Linked DNA regions of Homo sapiens: region 2 is linked to region 1. Evidence: chromatin loops called from intact Hi-C (ENCODE). Cell type or tissue: GM12878. All regions are shown on one strand. Each heading gives the region's core, and the rest is flanking DNA. Links, peaks and the distances in the headings are about the cores only. Region 1 overlaps NEK1 (NIMA related kinase 1). Region 2 overlaps SH3RF1 (SH3 domain containing ring finger 1).

Region 1 (4,399 bases), core at 307-4,306:
CTGTTAAGCATTGCCTTCCTGATAGATGAAATCCCGGCTTAGGTACATAATCTCTTTTAGAAGTCTTCAGACATCTAAAACATCAGTTAACTCCTTTAGTCTACAAACTTTTCCATTTACATTCCATGTTAGGATAAAGAAGCAAATCATAAGAGGAAAAAAATTTTTCTGAGTATGTTTCTCAGATATTACAGAAGTGGTCAAAGACTAGATTTCAGTGCTCTGTCATTTACTGACTATGTGGCCTTGACCAAGTCATTTAAACATTTTGGTTCATAGTTTTCATGTCTCTAAAGTGATTTTTTGTGGATAAAATTTGAGTAGTAGGATAAAAATGTTTAAAAAACAAAAGTTCTATATAAATGTAAGGTATTATTTGTATAAGTTATTTCATTCCAGCATCTATAATCCCATGAAAATAGAATGAATATTCTTACCAATACTTTGGAAACAAAATTCTCCAGTGAAGAATTATGATGGTTGGTATAGGCTAGTTACACAGAAAATCTATTATGTATTTTAGAACATTTTTAAGAATAAGCATCTAAAGATAAGATTTCTGGTGACCATTTTATTCACTGGGTCATCCTATTAACATGAATATAAAATTTCCTAAGTATTTCTATTTCTAAAAGTTCAAATGCCCAATGGGCATGTATATGGAAAGCCTTTTGTATAGTGTCTAGCTATTAGCCACATGGATATTTTGAAAATTACAAAATTCCATAAAAGAGAAAATAATTTACTATTATTTGTTTTAGAAAAACTTCTATAGTCTGGCCTGTTAAAATATCAAAACATTGTTTCAGAATTTAAGCAATGAGTAACATCGATAGTTATGTGATTCTCTTTGGCAAGTTGGGATCATTTTAAACAAATCATCTTCTGGCTTATATATTCCAGAATATGTGTTGTGTGATATATTTATCAGTTGTATTCATCCTCAATTTACCGGTGAAAAACAATGTAGGCTTTTTCCAGATTTTTTGTTATCTACTATTAGGATTTTTTAAGAAGTGCCTACGTATTGAGTAGAAGTAAAATTTCAGTATGAGGTAGTTTTAGTTGTTTAACTTGGTAAATTTCAGTATGTTTGAAACTTTTAGTTATACTTTTTAAATTTCAGTGTGTTTGAAGAAACTGACACAGATTTACAAGAGCTGCAGGCCTCGATGGAACAGTTACTTAGGGAACAACCTGGTGAAGAATACAGTGAAGAAGAAGAGTCAGTCTTGAAGAACAGTGATGTGGAGCCAACTGCAAATGGGACAGATGTGGCAGATGAAGATGACAATCCCAGCAGTGAAAGTGCCCTGAACGAAGAATGGCACTCAGGTGCATGATCAGAGTTTTGGACCTTTTTCTTTTTCAGTTTACAAATATTTCAAGTAGAGTGTATTTTTCTAATCTCTGCTGTGAACCATTTCCAACTTTAAATACAACTGAAGCATGCCTCTGGGTCTCTCCCCTTTTTTCATTCTTTTTCTTTTCATACAAATGTGTGATTTTCCATTTTTTATTAAAGTTTTTATTTCTTTCCTATTATGTCAATGCTTTTTTGAAGCATTTTTATTCTAATCTCCATTTATTGACTGATTTTTCCAGTAATAAAGATAATAACATTGTTTTCTTGGCATTCTATATTTTAGAAAGAGCTTCTGCATATATTAACCAGCAGAGTTAACACTGAAAGCAGTTTTTAAAGTACTAAAAACTCTTTTCGTAAATTTGTAAACTTTCTCTTTCATAATATTACCCCTAAGATGCATAGAAAGTGTGTCTGTTTCAATAACTATATGATATTAATTTAGGAAGAAAAGCTAATGTGAAAAGACTAAGTAATTTTTTTCAAAGTATGTCGAGCACGTACATGACAAAACATATTGGCCATTTATACTTTCTAGGTGCTTTCCTGAAATGTAATGATGTATGTCTTAGGTTGTCTACCTTTTGCAGGCTTTTCCATGGTGTTTCCCGTGTTTATTACCAACTTTTGAAAATACTAGTTAGGGTTAGCTGCTTCAAAGCAAAACATGGAGGTGTGCTTTTTCCACTTTTTTTTTTTTATTTAAGTAACATCTCTAGGAGTGTTTTGATTCCAACCTGATTTATTTTTTATATCTATACATGAAAAGTAACATTCTTGTTTAGACAGATTTATACATTTTTTTTGCCAAATAAAGGACAAATATTAAAATGACAAAAACTGTTTATAATGAAAGTAGAAGTAGTCTATTTCAATGGCATTATTCATTTGTCATAGAATTTTAGTCTATTAGGGTATGAGTTATTCAGTCTTTTTAAATCAAATCTCTATTTTAATTTTGTTTTTTAGATAACAGTGATGGTGAAATTGCTAGTGAATGTGAATGCGATAGTGTCTTTAACCATTTAGAGGAACTGAGACTTCATCTGGAGCAGGAAATGGGCTTTGAAAAATTCTTTGAGGTTTATGAGAAAATAAAGGTAAGTGAAAAGTCAATTAAAACACTTAAAATGTGCTATGTTTGAAGGTTGAAGAAATGTTGATAATCTGTATTGGTCATTAGATTTATTATAAATAAAAAGTGAAGTCTGCAATTACAGAAAGTTATTCAAATATTAATTTATATTTGGGAATTTGGTATAGGCTATTCATGAAGATGAAGATGAAAATATTGAAATTTGTTCAAAAATAGTTCAAAATATTTTGGGAAATGAACATCAGCATCTTTATGCCAAGATTCTTCATTTAGTCATGGCAGATGGAGCCTACCAAGAAGGTAAGATTTCCTCACATGTCTGTATAATTTTCAGTAAATGTGAGAAAAACAAGATGATACATGTATATGAATCAGCTTACATCACATCCATTTTGTGAAATCTACTTGGGAACTATATAACTTTTAAGCAATAATAAAATTAACTTTGTCATGTACTTTTACTGATCTGTCATATACTTTTACTGACTTAAGTCCTTTAAGTCCATATTTTTAATTTAATTTACAAGTAACCTTTGAATGAGGTTTTTAAAAATCTTACTAGATAGATTTTTGGACAGCTCTAGCAATTAGAATAATCCTAGCCGGGTGCCGTGGTTTATGCTTGTGATTCCAGCTACTTGGGAGGCTTAAGTGGGAGGATGGCTTGAGGCCAGGAGTTTGAGACCAGCCTGGACAACATAGTGAAACCCTATCTCTACACACAAAAAAATTTTTAATTAGCTAGGCATAGTGGTGGGCACCTCTAGTCCCAGCTACTCAGGGGACTGAGGTGGGAGGATTGCTTGAGCCCAGGAGTTTGAAGCTGCAGTGAGCTGTGATTGTGCTACTGCACTCAGCCTTGGTGACAAAGCCAGACCCTGTCTCAAAAAAGTAAATAAATAAAAATAAAGAAGATTATAACTTAGAATAATTCATTTTTTTTTGTTTTTTTTGAGACAGAGTCTTATTGCCCAGGCTGGAGTGCAGTGTCGTGATCTCGGCTCATTGCAACCTCCACCCCCTGGGCTCAAGTGATTCTCCTGCCTCAGCCTCCCAAATAGCTGGGATTATAGGCGTGCGCCACCACACCTGACTACTTTTTGTATTTTTAGTAGAGACAGGGTTTCACCATGTTGGCCAGGCTGGTCTTGAACTCCTGATCTCAGATGATCCACACACCTCAGCCTCCCAAAGTGCTGGGATTACAAATGTGAGCCACTGCGCCTGGCCCTAGAATAGTTCTTATCAAGGATGTGGTATTAAACGTTTTTTGTGTGTGTGAGATGGAGTCTTGCTCTGTTGTCCAGGCTAGAGTGCAGTGGCACAGTCTCAGCTCACTGCAACCTCTGCCTCCTGGGTTCAAGTGATTCTCCTGCCTCAGCCTCCTGAGTAGCTTGGCCTACAGGTGCTACCATGCCTGGCCAATTTTTGTATTTTTAGTAGAGATGGGGTCTCACCATGTTGGCCAGGCTGGCCTCGAACTCCTGACCTCAAATGATTCACCCCTCCTTGGCCTCCCAAAGTGCTGGGATTACAGGTGTGAGCCACTGCACCTGGCAAAACTTGTAGACACAAAAAGCAATATGTAAAATTTTGAACAAGAATTTATTTCTAGATTATTTGCCCAAACATTAATTTTATTACTTTAAATGTTAAATTCATAGACTAAAATTGAGGGTTTTAAATGTTGATGCTTAATTTTAGCAATAAAAATGTTTATAAAATGTATTTGTATTCCATACAAAATGTGTTTGCATATTCATACAAAAAAGTCTAAGATTGCATTGAAATATATATATGTATATAGTAAGAGAGAAAATTAAGTTTTAAAAAAAAGTTTGGGGAAGTCAACAAATTGGACAAATGAGCACAAGCAGTATAACATGAAGCCAGGAATGAAGAATACAAACTTCATGTTCAAAAGGTTTCCACATTTT
Region 2 (4,399 bases), core at 202-4,201, 300 kb after region 1:
ACCAGGTCAGGAGTTAGAGACCAGCCTGGCCAATATATTGAAACCCTGTCTCTATTGAAAATACAAAAATTAGTCGGGCATGATGGCACACACCTGTAATCCCAGCTACTCAGGAGGCTGAGGCAGGAAAATTGCTTGAACCCAGGAGGCGGAGTTTGTGGTGAGCTGAGATCGTGCCATTGCACTCTAGCCTGGGTGACAAGAGCGAAACTCAGTCTTAAAAAAAAAAGATATTTGACGAGGTGGAAGGTAATGAAGTCATCAACCAGGATAGTGACAGTGACAATGAAGAGGAGTGGATGGGATGCAGATTTTGAAGGTAGATCAGCAGGTCCCATGTAGGTCATGGGAGAGTATTCATTGACCCCTGAGGTTCAGAACTTCCCCAAACCCCTGTTCATATAAAGAAAAGCATAATCCGAGTGAGGCAGAGGGTGGAGCAGCAGATGTAAAGGGCCTCTGCAGCTGTGCCTTACATCTGTTTGTTGGTCTGTAAATGTTCTACTTGGCAAAGCCTTTCAATGCCTGAAATAGTTGGCCAGTTATGCCCAGTATTTGGCCTTACAAATCTGTATTAGAAAACTGCAAACCACCTCACAAGGCTCAAGATCAGGACCTGAGCTGGAAGATTTCTAAGTAGAGTCTATTACTCCTGCACCTGGTAGTCTTCATACGATCAAGACTGTGTCACAGTTTCCATTATGCACATAGTTTCTCATTCCACCCGCCCCCCCAGAGGTTTATAAAACTTAGCAATGAAAATTTGCTCCCACTGGGAACTTGGCAGGAAGAGTATGTTCTTAGCCCAGCAGCAGTTCTAGTTCAAAATTTTTTTTTGACAAAATTGGTTTAGTGCATTTTATAAAATGCATATATTAATCTAATTCACTTCAAGTTTTTCAATAACCATTTTTATTCCATTTCACCTTTAAGGCAGCTCACAGAGAACAAGTAGGGAATATATCTCATGAGAAGTCTACTCTGAATATGTTTTGAGTCACTTGTACATTTTTTCCCAGAATTATAAAGCTTTGCCTTAAATGTTTAACTTGCCCCACATGGCAACTACATCATTGCTTTTTCATGGATTTTTAGCATGTTGACATTAGACTTGAGAAATGTCATCTGGATCCTTCTTTCAGATAAATTCATGATGAAATTATTTGTCTTGCTTTTAAAGGTGTCAGAGAGCTGGGCATAGCGGCTTATGTCTATAATCCCAGCACTTTCTGGGGCTGAGGCTGGAAGATTGCTTGAGCCAAGGAGTTCAAGACCAGCCTGGGCAATATAGTGAGATGCCATCCCTACAAAAAGTAAAAAGATTAACCAGGTTTGGTGGCACACACCTGTAGTCCCAGCCGGAAGGCTGAGGTAGGAAGATCAGTTAAGCCTGGGAGGTCAAGGCTACAGTGAGCTGTGATTGCATCACTGCACACCAGCCTGGGCAACAAAGTAAGACCGTCTCAAAATAAAGATATCAAAGAAGGGATTCCAAAACCCTAACTGTGTTGATCTAAAGTTTGTCAAATCTCATTTTCAGGAAATGAGGCCTGAGTTGTGGCCTGAGTTCGTTTCCTAGTTAGAGATGTCCAGCCACTGACTGGCCCATTCTTCACCTCCTTGAAGTGCCAGGCCTCTGCCTACTCTTGTCTAAGCCATATGATCATAATGGGAGCTAATATTTTCAGGTTGAACTCTTTGTCAGACACCATACGAAGAGCATCATACTTGTTTAACTCATTACAGTCCTATTCTACAGATGAGGAAACAGACTGAGAGCTGAGATAACTGGCCCAAAGTTAAGCTGCTCTAACTGACCTTAAAGACTGTGTCAATCCTTAGGCCAGTGTTTCTCCCGCTGTGTCATGCTTCCTTCCTCATTCCATGCTTGATCAAACCCCAGCCTTGTGGTCTATGAATATTCATGTTTGAATTAGCTGAACCTTTCTCAGATATGATAAGCCAACTTCTGTGCTGTGCTTTTGCTTCAGATCTTGGGTAGTAATTTGGTCCCTGTGCCAAAGGAGCTCAGGTTGTTCAAGCAGCCACTTACCTTTTGCAGAGATGTGTTTTTTTAGTGTAATAGTCTGGGACTCTTGCTGTGGTCTTTCTTAAATGGATTTTGGTTTATATGGAATGGGAATTGGTGAAAGGGGCAGGCTGTAATAGGTTTCAGAAGTTTGGGGACAGTTGTATAGAATTTGTTCTGCCTATCATTTTGAAGCCATAATATTTTTCACTTTCAGTCAGGAGTGGGTCCCACGAGGCTATACACTCATTTTCTGACTTTGAGAACCAAATGAAAGTAGAAACCCAAAATCAACTTTATGACTGACTACTCATTACTTAGCATCAAACAGTGAAAGATGTATTTATTAGATATCTGTTGCCATGTAACCAGTTACGCCCAAAAGTCAGTGGCTTAAAACAATAATAAGCATGTATTATTTCACACTTTCTGTGGGTCACATAATTATGGAACAGCTCATCTGGTTGGTTCTGGCTTAGAGTATTTCTTGAGATTGTAGTCAAGACATCAGCCTGAGCTGATGCTCAACTGGGGCTGGAGGATCCCCTTCTAAGATGGCTTATTCACATCACTTTTTCTGGTTAGTTTAGGCTTTTGGAAAGAGGCCTCAGTGCCTTACCATGTGTTTCCTCTCCATAGAGATGTTGAGTGTCCTCACAACATGGCAGCCAGTTTTCCTGAGTGACCGATCCAAGAGAAAGTAAAGTGGAAGCCATAATGCCTTTTATGATCTAGCCTCAGAAATCACCCACTGTCATTTCTGCAACATTTTATTGGCCACACAGGTCATCCTGTGCATCATAGGAGGAGACTACACAAGAGTGTGAATACCAGGAAGCAAGGATCACTAGGGCCATCTTGGAGGTTGGCTACCATACACCACCATTCTTTTCCCCCCTTTTGTTGAGAAGAGGAGTAATGCAAATAATGCTGGAAAAATAGAGAAAGATAAAAGGATATAGAGTGTAAAACAAGTCACCTCCCTCTCGTTTCCTACAAGCTGTAATTCTGCACAGGAAGGCTAAGGAGCATGGAGGCAGGGGCACAGATAATATTAAACCAACTAAGCTTCTGCCATTTTTAAGCGATAATGACACCTTTCCCACTAACTCCAAATTCTGAGCCAAGGAGAAACAGACCCAAATGTCAGAATAATAGAGATGAGAATGTCAACCTCGTTACTGGTAATGTTGGATTGAACTTGTGGCCATAGCCCTCCCCTCCATGTCTGGACCTTGGGACTACCTTCCCAAGGGATAATCTGGGTATGTGGGGCAGATTACCTTCCTCAGAATTGCTGCCTCGCCCATGTCAAACACCAGTGTAAGGGACGTAGGGACACAGAGACAGACTTCCAGACTCACCTTCCTGACCTCTGTGTGCTTACAACATAGAGGTGGAGCAGAGCCTCCTTAGCCTGTGGGCAGGCGGTTCAGAGAGGACTGAACCCCCCCTGCTCAGCTACTTCTCCCAGTCTCACCAATCAAATAAATTCACTCCTGTTTCCTTGGAGAAGAGGGAGGGATAGAAATGATACCCCTCTCGGGAAATGAAATGAAACTCTCCTTTATGGCCAAGATACAAACACTGGTAGGGAACAAGGATGGCTGTCCTTGTTAAGGTCACTCAGATGAACCAGTCTGGGCCATCAGTAGTGGGTTGACACACATATCCAAATCCAGTCTTTGTTAGTACTAAGTCTCTACTAAACAGAAAATAGCAGTATTTTGAGTTGTTTTACAATCATAAATGAATTAATGTTATTTCCTATTTATGTTGAAGGTTCGTGCAGACTAACAGTACACCATTTTTTAAAATCACTGCTTTGAATCGCCTTAACCAAAATCTCTTTCTTTTCTAGGCACAGGGTGGTGGTTTCCTATCCTCCTCAGAGTGAGGCAGAACTTGAACTTAAAGAAGGAGATATTGTGTTTGTTCATAAAAAACGAGAGGATGGCTGGTTCAAAGGCACATTACAACGTAATGGGAAAACTGGCCTTTTCCCAGGAAGCTTTGTGGAAAACATATGAGGAGACTGACACTGAAGAAGCTTAAAATCACTTCACACAACAAAGTAGCACAAAGCAGTTTAACAGAAAGAGCACATTTGTGGACTTCCAGATGGTCAGGAGATGAGCAAAGGATTGGTATGTGACTCTGATGCCCCAGCACAGTTACCCCAGCGAGCAGAATGAAGAAGATGTTTGTGTGGGTTTTGTTAGTCTGGATTCGGATGTATAAGGTGTGCCTTGTACTGTCTGATTTACTACACAGAGAAACTTTTTTTTTTTTTTAAGATATATGACTAAAATGGACAATTGTTTACAAGGCTTAACTAATTTATTTGCTTTTTTAAACTTGAACTTTTCG

Evidence for each region. Hi-C counts contacts between places; a loop is a spot of excess contacts. Peaks named below come from ENCODE experiments on the same cell type or tissue, not always from the same donor. Only the 100,000 strongest peaks of a DNase experiment are listed, where the experiment ranks them.
Region 2: it touches region 1 in a loop (2.3-fold over the local background); 1 of 110 quality-filtered maps calls a loop at or near these places.

What each region holds. Positions count from the first base shown.
Region 1 is chr4:169,398,588-169,402,986 of GRCh38, reverse strand. It overlaps NEK1 (NIMA related kinase 1), which reads left to right. Exons shown (of 36, transcript NM_001199397.3): 33 at 1,127-1,335; 34 at 2,336-2,466; 35 at 2,630-2,762. Among named protein-coding and RNA genes, the nearest start is that of SH3RF1, 130 kb to the right of the region's middle. In GM12878, for the core only: no CTCF peak of the experiment used is centred there; a DNase peak (open chromatin) is centred at 2,454; H3K27ac peaks cover 531 bases.
Region 2 is chr4:169,096,179-169,100,577 of GRCh38, reverse strand. It overlaps SH3RF1 (SH3 domain containing ring finger 1), which reads left to right. Exons shown (of 12, transcript NM_020870.4): 12 at 3,891-4,399. The coding sequence ends at 4,059. Among named protein-coding and RNA genes, the nearest start is that of CBR4-DT, 88 kb to the right of the region's middle. RefSeq lists enhancers at 1,541-1,660, 1,941-2,000, 2,121-2,240. In GM12878, for the core only: no CTCF peak of the experiment used is centred there; DNase peaks (open chromatin) are centred at 467, 1,887 and 2,287; H3K27ac peaks cover 1,449 bases.